Linked DNA regions of Homo sapiens: region 2 is linked to region 1. A link is a contact called in ENCODE Hi-C or POLR2A ChIA-PET data. All regions are on one chromosome and are shown on one strand. The core of a region is the stretch at or near the end of the contact, and the rest is flanking DNA. Distances in the headings are between cores, read along the strand shown.

Region 1 (7,614 bases), core at 550-3,049:
AAAGGATCCAAGTTATCAAAAGTGGGTAACAAAGCAACATCAAGAAACTGTGTCCTTAAAACTAAGAGAATATACAAGACATTCTAATCCACATGGTTCTTAGGGTGAAATCTAGCCTCTGGGCAGGTAAGAAATCAGGGTGTGAGTCACCCCTCTTTAGCTGGAATGACAAGAGACTCAGACCATAACTCTAGAGATTGAAGGGTTACCCACACCCGCATTCCTTTTCATGCCTCACCTATCCCAGGTATGCACTAAAACTACCGCTAAAAATAACTGCAGAAACTTGAAGTCTGGGAAATAGCACTGAACAGTCTCACCTGAAGTGAAGAGCTGATTGGTGCCAAGTGGAAAGGAGACAGGAAGAAAATGGGCTCCTCTGGAACCATGCAGTCTCTAGGAGGTGGGCCCCAAGGTCTGCTCAGAGTCTTGGAGCTTTTGTTTGCTCGTAGCCATCCATCCCCTTATACCATCCAAACACAAAGGATGTCTCCTGTCACTGTCACCCTTCAATCATCTGCCAGTGCCGTCAAAGAGGCCGGAAGGAGCAGGAGGAATTGGGAAAGGAACAGGTGGGGAAAGTGTAAGTCATCGGACTGTTCACTGTTGCTGTGTGACCTTGTGGGAGTTACTAAACCTCTCTGAACCTTGAGTTTTCTCATTTGTTAATATGGAAAGAAGACCGTCAAGCCTATCTCTGTCACAGAATCTTTTTTTTTTTTTTTTTTGAGATGGAGTCTCTGTCACCCAGGCTGAAGTGCAATGGTGCAATCTTGGCTCACTGCAACCTCCACCTCCCAGATTCAAGCAATTCTCCCACCTCAGCCTCCCAAGTAGCTGGAATTACAGGCATGTGCCACCATGCCGGGCTAATTTTTGTATTTTTAATAGAGGCAGGGTGCCATGTTTGTCAGGCTGGTCTCGAACTCCCGACCTCAGGTGATCCATCTGCCTCGGCCTCCCAAAGTTCTAGGATTACAGGTGTGAGCCACCACACCTGGCCTGCCTCACAGAATCTCGAACCTAGTTTTTAAAATTCTGTTTCTTTCCTCCTTCCCTTCCAGTGTCCACCATATCCTAGCCAGTGTGCCAGATACTAGGAAACCAATACTGAAAAAAGAGTCAGATGCTATTTTTGCTGAACTTAGCCTTAGTATTGTATAGTGATTGTGCTTCCTACTAGGCAGGGACCGCGCCTAATTTGTGGATATTACTAATATCATACAGGGCCCATACGCAGTAAATGTTCAATATCTGTCATTTTCTGAAACCTAAGATGTGTCAGGCGGCTTGACCTGTATTATTTCTAGTTCTTTGAACAATCCCGAACAGTCGATATTATTGTTCCCAATATGAGCTATGGAGCCAGTTTGCCAAATCGGCCCCTGACTAACTGTGAGACTTTGGACAAGTTGTTAAACCTTCCTGTGTTTCAACCTTCTTATCTGAAGACACACAGTTATAGTACAGCATTGTGAAGTTAAATGAACTATACTGTGGCTCATGATAACAATCAGTAAGTGTTAGTCATTATAATGATCATTAATTGTGGCTTTTAGCATAGATGAAGACTGGCAGCGTACCCAGATCATACAGCTGGTAAAGGGCTAAGTAAAAATTTGAAGCCAAATTGGATTCCAAGCCTCTGCCCTTTACACTAAATACACTGTTTGTTATGTGTGTGTGTGTGTGTATGTATATATGTGTAATTCCATATTACTCATGCAGTATGTTCCACACAACAAGTAAGTACTATGCAAATGAACTTTCAGGTTCCAAGCTATTTTCAAATTGGCAACAGGCAGGTAAGAAAATAAGACATTCTTGTTTTCACCAGTAGATGGCAGAAGGAAGAAAAGACCACTCCGGAGAGGGAAGGAGTTTTAATTTGGAGCCGAGTGATTCACAGTGGGCTGTGGCTGAGGCACAGGGGCAGATGAGGCAGACTCCTTGTATGACTACAGTGGAGGACAGTCCCACTGGAACTAGGGGTCAGGGGTCAGGGTGGGGAGGAGAACTACCTACAGGTATGTGAAGGGTGTCAGCCTTCAAGAAGATCTGCTAGGTTGACCCAGAGGATGGGGACTGGGAGCCCCGAAGTAAAGGCAAGTTCAGATGCACTTAGAAAAAAAGGTCGCGTTCCTCTGTCGTCTCTACTGCGCGGTCCCTGGCTGTGGACCCTCCTCGTCAACTTCCAAACACTTGGTTCTTTTCCAAAGCCTGCCTTTCCCTCTGGGATGTTGATGAAGCCACTTGCTTTGTTTGCTCCTTTCCCCACCCCCTACCCCAGTCTGTAAGTCAGGAATACTCTTTCCCCCGCCTATCCCAATACACGTTGTTTGTGAGCCACCGACCCCCCTCACTGCTTCCCTCTCTCCTCACTGCGTATCCATCCAGTAGGCTTGGTCCACAGCCCGTGCTCCTGTATCAAATAAGCTTGGTGCTGGGTAACCTGTGAGCTGCTTGTTCGTTCATTTTATCCTAGAGACATGTCCTTCAGCCCAAAGTGATGGGGAGTTGTCCTTCTGGGTCCAAAAGAGTAGTAGCAGCAATCAAGCATGGTGGTCATTTATACTGGGCCAGCTCTCACTGATGTGATGCTGGCTCTTGTCCTCACACATTCTTTTGGGGGAGGAGTCCACTGGTAACTCCTGATATCTTAGAAACTCTCTTACCCAAGCTATTAAATCCAGTGCCAACTTAAAACCAACATCCCTGTCGCGATTTCTGGGTGGGTCAAGAGTGGGGACTATCCAAAGATTTCTTATTTGACATACGTCTATTTGTACATTTGTAATGGTTGTTGGTTTGGTTTTAAATAAGTGATTCTTGGACAGGGCATGGTGGCTCATGCCTATAATCCCAGCACTTTGGGAGGCCAAGGTGGGAGGATTGCTTGAGGCCAGGAGTTTGAGACCAGCCTGGGTAACACAGCAGAACCCCATCTCTACAAAAATAATAAAAAATTAGCTGGGCATGGCGGACCCCGCCTATGGTCCTAGCTACTTGGGAGGCTGAGACAAGACAATCATTTGAGTCTTGGAGGATGAGATTGCAGTAAGCTATGATTGTGCTGCTGCGTTCTAGCCTGGGTGACAGGGTAAGACCCTGTCTCTAAAAGGTAAATAGTAAATAAGTGATTCTTTACAATAGGGCTGAGGAGAGCCTCCTGTGTGTTAGGAGTTTGCCAGGTGACTGGCATATATTATTTCTTTTACTGGAGGTCATGAGTCATTTCTCGAGGAAACTGCAGATCAGAAAAGCTTGTTTGTCATATTTTAAAACTGCAGCCTAGTCTTTTTTTTTTTTTTTTTTTTTGAGACAGAGTTTTGCTCTTGTTGCCCAGGCTGGAGTGCAATGACGTGATCTTGGCTCACCGCAACCTCTGCCTCCCAGGATCAAGGGATTCTCCTGCCTTAGCCTCCCAAGTAGCTGGGATTACAGGCATGCACCACCATGCCCGGCTAATTTTGTATTTTTAGTAGACACGGGTTTTCTCCATGTTGGTCAGGCTGGTCTCAAACTCCCGACCTCAGGCGATCCGCCTGCCTTGGCCTCCCAAAGTGCTGGGATTACAGGCGTGAGCCACCACACCCGGCGCAGCGTAGTTATTCTTTATTCTGTCTTCCGTGATTTCTTAAATTCATCCAAGGGTATTCAGGAATTTTGCAGGGTGAGCCTATGCTGACAAAATGAAATTGAGCACCATAGTTTTGTGTTTTTTACTAAATCTCCAGAAAATAAAAGTGACCTTTGGACTGCCAGAAGATTCACGTGAAACCTCACATAAAATCAGCATGTGAAGACAGAGAGGATGTTGGTGATCACCAGAATCTGTTCATTTTTCCTTTGAAGATACTTAAAGGAAGTATGTGTATGTTTACAGGTTTGTATATGTTTTAGAGTGTGCCCACAAGCTCTTAGCCATTTAAGACAGACACTAAAGACTCCCTCAATTAAAAAAAAAGTTCAGTGGAATTTTGTTCATAATATCTGCCTGAGAAAAAACAGGCCCTGCTTTTCAGTCTTGAAGACTGAAGGCTCCTTTTTGAGTAGAGTAGTGGGGGCTGGGTGCAGTGGCTCATGCCTATAATCCCAGCACTTTGGGAGGCCGAGGTGGGCAGATCATTTGAGGTCAGGAATTCGAGACCTGCATGGCCAACATGGTGAAACCCCGTCTCTACTAACAATACAAAAATTAGCTGGGTGTGGTGGCTCGTGCCTGCTAATCCCACTACTCGGGAGACTGAGGCAGAAGAATCACTTGAACCCAGGAGGTGGAGGTTGCAGTGAACCGAGATCATGCCGCTGCACTCCAGGCTGGGCAACAGAGTGAGACTCCATCTCAAAAAAAAGAGAAGAGTAGTGGGAGTAGTTAGGCGACAGAAGTATGCTTTAGAGAAGGCTGGCTAGCCTAACTCATTTTCCTAATAAATGCCAGTGATGCCCCTAACCAGGCACTAGGGTCTATTGTCAGTGCGGCGTGTGGGTAAGTCACACTTTGTACCTCACCTCTTCAGCATCTATGTCTGGGTGAACTCAGAATTATGTGTGATCACCAAGGGCAGCCTTGAAGGGGACGAGAGGGCCCTACAAGGACAAGTCTCTGACTGAGAGGGTTATGTGGGAATGACAGAAGAGTGGCCCACCTGGGCGGGTTGCTGGGAGAGAGAGGAAAGGGGAGAAGGGTGTCATGTTCAGATTTACAGCCTGTCCATAAACTTCATGGTTTTATGGTACTCAGCCATGTAATCATTTCCTGCCCCTTCTCCTACTGTGTTCTCCAGAGTCCCTGAGTCACTCTTTGGCCAGTGGCCTGCAGCCAGGGCTCATTTCTCTTCTCTATGGCCTAAAGAAGTTGTTTCCGTGCCCTGGGGCACGGGCATCCAGGGACAACATATTACAAGGCGGTCTGTTGGGGTGTGGAAGACACTAGAACCTTTATCTGTATTTAACCCATCCATTTCTAATTTATATTTTTTATGTGTTATAGTGTAAAGTTTTGCTGTAAACAATTCATAATAAATATGTATGGATATGGCATATTTGTATATATTTATTATGTATGTAATTGTTTAACATATGTGCAAGTATGTTAAAGATATTATGTTGAATAGGATGCATATCAAGAAGGTTTGGCCAGCCTGGCCAACATGGTGAAACCTCATCTCTACTAAAAATACAAAAATTAGCCAGGCATGGTGGTGGGCACCTGTATTCCCAGCTACTCTGGAGGCTGAGGCTCGAGAATCGCTTTAACCCAGGAGGTGAAGGTTGCAGTGAGCCGAGATGGCACCACTGCAGTCCAGGCTGGGCAATAGAGCAAGACTCGGTCTCAAAGAAAAAAAAGTAAGTAAGTTTAGGACAATAGCCCTAGGGAATTATGCTGATAATGGTCCTTTTTTATTATTACATAAGTTAACCCATTTATTAAAGGCTAGTGATGTCTCCAATGGTGGAGAAACATCTGGTCTTTCAATTCCTTCAGTCTTCTGACTGTAGACTTTGCTGTGACGGCAGAAGTGGTATTGTAGGTTCAGCCACCACCAGCTACTGTCTTCATGCACGAACCACAGTGCCCGACCCCCATATCTCGTCTTTTCATCTTGGTTTTGTCACAGAAAGAGCAATTGTACTTGGCGTGCTAGCCGGTTTCAATTTTCTTCACCATTTTCTGGAAGGAGGCACCATAGCGGATCCTGTATTTACCGACAATTCCAACTTTATTGGTGCATTTAGCCATGTCAGTGCAAAGTTTTGAGCCCGCAATAATCTTTAAAAGCGTTATTTTATGTTTCATTATGAAATTAACTTTTCATTATGAAATTAACTAACTATAGCGGATCCTGTATTTACTGACAATTCCAACTTTATTGGTGCATTTAGCCATGTCAGCGCGAAGGTTTGAGCCCGCAATAGTCTTTAAAAGCATTATTTTATGTTTCATTATGAAATTAACTTTTTAAAAATTTTTTTTGAGATGTAGACCTGCTCTATCCCTAGGCTGGAGTGCAGTGGTGTGATCTCAGCTCACTACAATCTCTGCCTCCCGGGTTCAAGCGATTCCCCAGCCTCAGCCACCTGAGTAGCTGGAATTACAGGAGTGCACCACCACGCCCAGCTAATTTTTTGTATTTTAGTAGAGACGGGGTTTTATCATGTTGGCCAGGATGGTCTCGATCTCCTGATCTCATGACCCGCCTGCCTTGGCCTCCCAAAGTGCTGGGATTACAGGCGTGAGGGACCGTGCCCAGCCCAACTTTTTTTTGTTTGTTTGTTTTGAGACAGAGTCTCACTCTGTCACCAGGTTGGTATGCAGTGGCGTGATCTTGGCTCCCTGTAACCTCCACCTCCTCGGTTCAAGCGATTCTCCTGCCTCAGCCTACTGAGTAGCTGGGATTACAGGTGTGCGCCACCACGCCCAGCTAATTTTTGTAGTTTTAGTAGAGATGGGGTTTCACCATGTCGGCCAGGCTGGTCTCGATCTCTTGACCTCATGATCCATCCACCTTGGCCTCCCAAAGCACTGGGATTACAGGTGTGAGCTACCAAGCCCAGCCTTTTTTTTTTTTTTTTTCTTTTTTTGAGGTGAAGTCTCACTGTGTTGCCCAGGCTGGAGTGCAGTGGTTCAATCTTGGCTCACTGCAACCTCCATCTCCCACGTTCAAACTGAGTGGGGCCTTCAAATTCTGGTTTCAAACCAGGATGATTCTCCAGTTCCTTGAGAGTTTATAGGTGTGTGAGCTATTTTCACTGTTTCCAGAGCCTAATAGAAACCTTCTATTTACCCCAAATAAGCCTGCACAGGTCAACTTTAAGGTCAAGTGTTTTGCATTCGTTAGAAATGTTAGGAAATTGGAGTGGTCCTCTCATGCTGATCAGAATGTGCGGTTACGGCCTGAGTGTGGAGTGGGCAAGTGCTGCTTTGGGGCCTGACTTGGGTCCCAACCCCCTTCTATTGTGAGGGAGTTCTGCGGGAGGAAAAGTGGGGAACACCACCTCCCATAGCCCCTGAACAGCACCAACTTTAGACCTGGGCAAGTGAGACCCTTCCCCAGGCCTGCTCCTCAGGAATCCCTGCACTTTGGAGTGTGTTTCTCAAAATGTTCCAGCTTTCCCTTCTGTGCTTGGGACATGCCAGGGCCAGCAGGTAAGAGAGTTTCAGTTGCTTCCAGCCTTTCCAATATTTGGTGTTGTCAGGCTTTTTGATTTTAGCTATTCTTCACTGTGGAAATTTTTTCCCATGGAAAATCTCTCTCTCTCTCCCTCACCCTTCTCTGTCTCTCTCTTTCCTTCTCTCTTGCTGACTTCTCTCTTTCTTTCTTTCTTTCTCTCTCTCTCTCCTTGTCTCCTCCCCACAGCAGATTTACTGAGGTATCAAAAACATGGCTGGGTGTGGTGGCTCATACCTGTAATCCCAGTACTTTGGGAAGCTGAGGCAGGCGGATCGCTTGAGGCCAGGGGTTCGAGACTAGCCTGGCCAAAATAGCAAGACCCTGTCTCAAAAAAAAAAAAAAACCCATACACATACTGGATTTGATAGGTTTTGACATATATATACATCCATGAAGCTGTGACCACGATGAAGATAATGAACACATCCATCATCCCCAA
Region 2 (7,616 bases), core at 890-3,389, 330 kb after region 1:
GAAGAACGAAGACCAAAAATTAGGCATTGACCTTTAGACAATTCCTCATTGACCTCTGGGAGTAGAGTTTCTATAGAACACGAAGTGGGACAAAATACTGATTTTCGGGAAAGAAGAGACTGCTTGTACAGACCACTGATTGAAGAAGTGTGGCAATGGCAAGCAAATATGAATAGGATTGTAAGTAGAGTGAATGGTGGAGGAGACATCAAGGAACATTTCTCGAGTTATTAGAAGTCTGTACATGCTTATAAACACAGAGGAAGTCTGTGGACAGGAGAAATTGAAGGTGCAGTTGAATGGGAAAAGGGAGTATACAGGGCCAGCCGTGCTTATTGAGGGAGGAGTTTTCCAGAAGAGATGAAATAGGTGGTGTGGCTAACTTGAGTAAAAGAGCTTGCTCTCTCTCTGAGACTATCATTTCTCATCAAGACTGCGGAAGAAATTGAGGAGGGAGGGGAAACTGAGTGCGCAAAGGAAGTGGAGTAATAGGGAACAGGCTTCACATTCCCAGCATTCTCCACTTGCACAAGCTCACACTGGGGAAAAACATGAGTTGTTGCCCTGGAGCAAGCTGCCTGTCTGCCAGGCCAGTAGTGAACCAGCCCCTTTCAAATGCTCCAGACCTATGAGAACCAAAAAAAAAAAAAAAAAAAAAAAAAAAAGGAGAAAAAAAGGTAGCTTCAGGGCTGACACATGGCAGCTGCGTTCTGGGAGTTGGGCTACTGCTGGCCCTGTCCATGCCCCTCTCTGAGGGCTGTTGGAAGAGGCGCTTTCTTATGTACACAGGTGGAGGAACCCACATTTCCAATCTCCAGCCCCACCTCTGGCCCAGCCCAGCTGCAGACACCCTTCCTTTGGGCTGTGAACTCGACTGCATGGTCAAGCCTAGGGCAGCCTGAAGCCAGTAATGAAAATCCCTGGCATTTCCTCTCATAACCATTTCCAAAGGGCTTTCCCCAAATATGATCTCATTCCATTCTCATGGCACCACGGCATTTTCATCTCCAATTTAGAGATGCCAATCACTAAGCGCCTCTAGAGAGGCCATGCAGTTAATGGTATCTAGGGCTGCTGATTTGAAAACCCGGGCTCTTCCAGCCATCTCACATGGTCTGCATCTGACTGATCTCCTTTGGTGGTGAGAAGGTGGGCTCTGGGGTTTGGGAGATGAGAATGACGAAAAACACCTGTATTAGCCATCCCGCCTGAGTTGCCAAAGGTAGCCACCTCCGTCCGTGGGTCAGGAAGCCATTTCCATTTCTGCTAGAAGGAACTGATGGTGCCTATAGATTGAAAATCTTCCCATGAAAAGAGAAGCAGAGCAGGCAATTGTTATGTGTTTGGTGGTGTTGGTATGTGGGGCATGAAGAGGAAGGAGAAATGTCTAAGACTACATTCACCAATCTTAAGCAAACTTCATTGCTTGAAACACAAGAGGGAAACGGCTGACTTCCTTCGTCTTCACCTTGGATGTGTGAAGGTTCACCCCAGGTGAAGGGCACTGACCAGATGTGTGACCTTGGGCAAGTCACTTCATCCCTTTAGGCTTGAGCTTCCTTTCCTGGAAAACAACGAGACTGAAATAAATGCCTAAGGTCTTACTAACTCGAATAGTCTCTGAGTCCAGGATTCTTAGGAAAATGGAAATCATTAGAGCAGGAAGGGAAGAGTTTCTTCTTGGGGACTTCTGGTTCAAGGCCTGCCTTCCTGAAGGGGCAGTTCAATCATTAATAGGTCTGTGAAAAAGCATCATTTTCTTAGGGATGGAGCATGCCCTTATACTATTTGCAAAACTAGCTAACTAACTAACCAACCAGCTAACTAACCACCTAACTAACCAACTAGCCAATTAACTACCTAACCAACCAGCTAGCTAGCTAACTAACTAACTAACTAACTAACTAACTAACTAACTAACTAACTAACTGAAACTAACACCTGAACAGCAGCCACAGTGTGGGGAAGGAGCAATTGCAAATACCCTTTTCTTCCATTGCAAACAGGGACGGCTCCAGCAGTTGGATGGCAGCCCTGGGTTTCCTGACATAACCTGTAACTGCTTGGTGCTCTTCAGCTTGCAGGGCACAGGCAATTTTGGTTTCATGCGGCCATGCCAAGTGCAGACAGAGGCCCCAGCTGCACTTTCAGTCACGTGACCTGGTGACTCAGGCCCTTTCTGGTTCCTGCTTGTCAGGGTATGGGAAAGGTGAGAAACTACTTTGCAGTGGCTCTTTGGGAGGGTCTAGGGATGAGCAATAGTTTGTTATTATACAGGTTGCCCTGAACCCTTTTTATATGAGCATAATAAAGTTATCTTATAACCCCAGAATTGCCGTTTTCAGTTGATGTCTGCAGAGTTGCTGTGTTCATCTCCTGTCTCCAGGAGTAAGCCAAAGTCATCTGAGGGGAAAAAAACAATCTACATTTCACCACTTCCTTTAATGAAATAGTTTGGTATTTAACCACCTCATCACCAGAAATGTCTTTTATGCTAACCTGAATCCACCCTGCCATGTTTAAGCATAATTCCTCTTACTTTGGTAGACAGAGTGGAAAATTTGTTCCACAATGGCAGGAATGTCTACATAACCTTAAGAGAAGATGCTAATTCCAACTTTATTTTCTCTTCTCTGCCTATCTGTAGCCTCTGTTCTTTCAAACTAGGTTTCAAATTTACCTCTTTTAGGAATCTTTCACTGTTGAACCCCTCCTTTCTACAGAAGAGACCAGAACACACAGGCTCAGAGTTTATTTTCTAATGCGTTTGTTCTTATTGATGTGCTATTTTGAAAACGCTTTTGAGTCTATTTCAGGGCACAGTGCTCTGTATTTGCAGGTGGGATGGATTCTCTTTAATGCAACTGTGGTGTTGTGAAAAGCGCTGTGGCCTCGGAGTCAGGAATCCTGGATATGTCACTTACCAGCCGTTACTTGAGGCAGGTTCCTCAATCTCGGAGAGGTTCAGATTATTCCTCTGGAAATCAGAAAATGAGGCTCTAACTCCTGGAGTCACTGTGAAGATAAATGAAGGAATGTATATGAAAGTGCTGAGGATAATGGCTTGCATTTAACAGGTTGGCCCATTGACACTCACTCACATACTCTGAGGGACCAAAACTTCTATTTCTATTGTTTTTCTCCATAAGGCCTCACTACACTGCTCTGTCCACAGCATAAGCTTAATGAGTGCCACAAACTGACTATCTATTTGGTACCTAAGAACAAGCAAGCTGGAAAGGGCTTAGGGCCACTTTACGGTCTGGGTGAAGTCTTGAGAAGTCCAGGATGCGGGTCCCCCTTCCAAGTAGGTCACAGGAGATGGCTCAGTGTGTGTCTCTGAGCCAGGGAACCGGATAAGAGGCAGGATCCATGAAATAGGAATCTAGGGGTAACAGAGGATTTGGTCCTAAAAGAGATGTCTGGTGCAGGCATGTGCCAGAGAAAAAGGGGCCAGCAATGTTTCTACTAAAACCTATTCCTTGTAACTTCACCAGCTCTTAGAGTTCACCTTTGCACTGCCGGCTCCATTTTCCTGCGTCACTTCAACAAGCCAATTTCCGGTCCTTATTGGGACTGTGGGAGGTGGGGTTTCTTTATCCAGGTGCTCAGTTTGATTACCTAGGAGAGATAGATGTTATTGATGTTAGAGTAATTTCTTTTCCCTGGGAAACGCAGGCTTTCACCTCTGCCTGGTTCCTTAGCCCTTCCTGCACACGCAGGTCAGAGGCTTGGAGATGGCTGTGGCCATGCTCTAGTGAGTGCAGGTGACAAATCCCAACACTGATCCAGTTTGACTCCAGGGTGAAATGGGCAGGGATGACTCACAGGTTGAGGAACCCGCTCCACAAAGGCTCTGTGGAAGGAAATGATGTCTGGGTGGGAAACGGGCTTGCAGCCTTGGGATGAACTAAACCTGGAGAGATTACTGAGGGCCAGGGAGGGGTTTATTTATAGAGGGTGAGGCCTTCTCTTTTTCCCACTAGGCCAGATGAATGGAGAGGTGAGGAAAGAAGCCTGTTGGGAGGCCACATCTATTCCCCAGCTCATCTCTTCAGTCAAAGCCTGGCAGAAGCTGCTCATTTATTTTTCTACCACCAATTCCCTGACCCAGTTCCCTGACCCAGGATAGGATATCAGGTGGTAAATCAATGCTTGCATGTGGTGATTTTTGTTTTGTGGACCCTCAGATGCAGACAGCCAAGCTAAACACATTCCTCAGCCACACTGTTGTTAGTAGGCTGTGTAAGGTCACATTCTGGTTTTATTTTGGTCATTTGCTTTTTTCCTTTCATCCCTTATCTTCACTTCCATTTCCCTTCTGTACCTCCCTTCCCTATTCCACACTCTACCTGTACCCCTGACTCACTCATGGCATTCTAATGACAGAACAAGAACCCCGTGCATGTGCCCCTATGGCTTTGGCAAGAGCTTCTCTGGGCGTATACCAGCCTGTGGGATCGTTGGGCCATAAGGCATAGGAGTACTTCATTTCACTAAATACTCCCTGGTTGCTCTCCAGAATGGCTGCGCTCCAGCAGTGAATGAATGAGCCTGTTTCCTGGAATCTTCTCCAGAACTTGCTATTACCTGGCTTTCTAATCTTTGTATACTGGGTGTGTGTAAAATAGTATATCATTGTTTTTAAATTTGTGTTTTTCTGATTTCTAGGAGGGTTACATATCTCATCTCTTACTTGTTATCTATTCTCTAATTTGTGTATTACATGTTTTGCCATTGTTCTTTGGGGTCTCCAGTCTTTTTCATGTTGATTTGCAGGAGTTTTTGCATATATTAGATATATAATTATCTATGTATGTAGATACTATAATTTTTCGGGTATTGTTCTTATCCAGTTTTGGAAGCGAGATTATACTTAATAGCCTTGTCAACTGATTACTTTTTTAATTTCTATAATGGTTATCTATGCAAACCTTCAATTTCTTCTTCTGCCAGTTTTGGTACTTTATAAATTCACTATAATGTGTCTAGGTGTGGACCATTCTCCCCATCTGTGTTGTACAACATTCCATAAGTCTTCCCAATTGAAGTCTCTCATTTTCTTTAATTCTAAGAAATAATATTTATTTCCTTAAGTATTTTCCCCTTTCATTTTTTTTGGTCTTTTTGGAGAGCATCTGCTGTATGGTTAGTGATTCTTTTACTTCTCTAAATCTAACTTCCACTTTTGCTTCTTTTTTAGAAAGAAATTAAAATTATATGGTATTTATTTATTTACTCTTAATAAAAATAAGTCTCATAGTATTCCCTTGTATGTATTTCACTTCTTCCTGGAGTACTTCTTCTAAGAGAATATTGAAAGAGGTTTTACGTGTGCCTGAGATAACATTAATTTGCCCCCAAATTTAAAGACAGTTTAATTGGAATTAAAATTCTAGGTTGAAGGTTTGTCTTTCAACACTGAAAAAATTATTCTATTACCCCACATCCAATGTTGATAGTAAGGATTCCTGGTTGTCCCCCAACACCTCCCACCCTGTCCCAGGGGATCTGAACCTTCTCTCTGGAAATCAAGAGAATGTGGAGAGGATCTTTGGAGGCTTAGTGATGGTGTGCTGTGTGGATTGCAGGAGTGGCAAAAGGACCAAGAGCTAATAGGGTGGGGTGGGCAGGGCAAGGCACAGGGAAGGAGATGTGCAGGCAGGAGGTGGCTGGCAAGGGCTGATTTTTCCTGCAGAAACCTGGAAGGTTACAAAATTCTCAATTTGGAGGACTCAAAAACTCTAGATTTGATGGTGAACAGGAGTGAGATGTGGGCTGAAACTCCCCACTTCTCTACCCTATCATGGGGGATGGATTGCTCCTCTGTAAAGAAACTGAACAACCTGCTCCTGGTGTGGGAGCTGATGCCACATCCAGGCTCCATTCCCACTGACCCTGTAGTGGAGCCGGGTAGTCTGCATGACCTCCAGTGTACTTTGAGTTCAGCCAGTTTTGCTTGCATCACCAACTGGTAGGCATTTGAAAGAAACTATGAAACACAATTAAGAAAAAGAGAAATGACTCCACAGGAAAACAAGTTAATTCAGGATACATGAGGAACTTGAAAGAAACTCAAATTTGTATATTCAGAGACATTTATGAAGATATCACATCAATTAAAAGAAAAGAATGCTATAAAAACAATAATTAAAAAGTTGGAGGATAAAATAGAGGAAAAGTAAAATAAAAAGACAGAGATTAAAAAAAAAATAAAAAAGAAAAGGACAAAAAAGGTAACACATAGACTAATCCAGGGAACCAACATCTAACTGATAGAAGCTCCAAAAAGAGATGAAGACAAACAGATGAGGGAAGGAATTACAGAAAAACATCACAAGAGAATTCCCCAGAGTTGAAGGACACAAAATTTAAGGAAGACATATTCACCTTGTGCTCACTACAATAAAGAAGAGTTGGCAAATGAAACAGCATAAAATTCAGGACACTAATACTGAAAAGAGAGTTCTTAAATGTTTTCTGAGAGAGAGAAATGGAGAAAAAATAATGCCAACCTACAAATAAATGAGCTCCAAAGTTTTCTAACAGCAGCACAGTTTGCTAGAAAACAGTTTTTAACTGCTTTAAATTATGAAGGAAAATGGTTTTCAACTAGAATCTTTATTTTTTTCTTCTTCTTATTAGATGAATATGCTTGTGTATCAACTAGAATTATATACTCCTCAAGAATATCTATGAAACTTGAAGGCAGAGGAAAAGACATTTTGAGACAGATAAGAAGTCAGAAGGCTTAACTTTACACACCTTTTTTTTGGAAGTCATTTGAAAACACACTCCTGCAAAATGAGAAAGTAGAACAAGCCAGAGGAAGACATAAAATTCCAGAAGCAGTGTATTCAACCTGGAATCATAGTGAAGAGTAACACACAATGACAGTTTTGCTGCAGGTCTGGAGAGACCAGTGACACCAGTATAGATTTTACAGCCTTTCAGGAAACACTAATTTGTGTCTTCAAATGTTTTTTGATGACATGTAAGCACAGAGACGTTAAATCAGTTGGCCAAGATCACTCAATGGTAAGCAGTAAGTTAGCGATCCGACTCAGCCTGTCAGGCTTTGGAGGCTGAGCTCTTACCTCTTACTATACAGTGCTTCTCCTGGTAACCTGCCTTAATGTTATTAACGGTTTCCATTAGGAAAATGAAAATAGTGATATGTTCCATGTATGCTAAACCCTCATTTATTATAGTCAGAATGCAAAAAAACGCTATGTAAAATTGCTAAATTAAGAAATAGCTTTATAGAAATCAAGAAACAGTTTTTAGAGAAATAAAAGTAATCACCAGGAGAGAAAACTCAAAGAGAATGCAAGGTGATTAGGTAGAGGGAGTGGGCAGGGGGAAGCGGAGAGGGAAGAGGAAGGGAAGAGACTGTTGCTTTGCATTTTAAATCCCCTGCACCTTAAAAAAATTAAATTATGTGCATGAATTACTTTGCAAAACTGTACATTTGTGTATCTTTTAAAAGGGTAAATAGGGCTTGTTTGGAAGATAAGCCAAAAGGGGAATGATAGTAATGTTCAAAGGGTGAGATGAGTTGGAAGTTCATGGCCTGATAGGGAGTGGTGTGATCTAGTGGCTGGACTCTAGGGAGG

The links. Hi-C counts contacts between places; a loop is a spot of excess contacts on that map. ChIA-PET counts read pairs that join two places held with the same protein, here RNA polymerase II (POLR2A). Pooled maps may share reads with other maps.
Region 2: a pooled map shows a loop between it and region 1 (4-fold over the local background). The contact joins two enhancer-like sites. A Hi-C loop is called at or near these places in 5 of 50 pooled maps. POLR2A ChIA-PET finds 5 or more read pairs at or near these places in 4 of 52 experiments (HEK293, PC-9, RWPE1 and 1 more).

Annotation. Positions count from the first base shown.
Region 1 is chr12:12,835,337-12,842,950 of GRCh38, forward strand. It overlaps the pseudogene RPL37AP9. Among named protein-coding and RNA genes, the nearest start is that of DDX47, 26 kb to the left of the region's middle. RefSeq lists an enhancer at 1-750. Within about 2 kb of position 1,800, at least 9 of the 41 ENCODE cell types and tissues checked have a DNase peak (open chromatin) inside an H3K27ac peak, as active enhancers do; they include PC-9, where a contact is called at or near this core.
Region 2 is chr12:13,163,537-13,171,152 of GRCh38, forward strand. No RefSeq gene overlaps it. Among named protein-coding and RNA genes, the nearest start is that of EMP1, 29 kb to the right of the region's middle. RefSeq lists enhancers at 1,710-2,909, 2,039-2,333. Within about 2 kb of position 2,140, at least 15 of the 41 ENCODE cell types and tissues checked have a DNase peak (open chromatin) inside an H3K27ac peak, as active enhancers do; they include PC-9, where a contact is called at or near this core.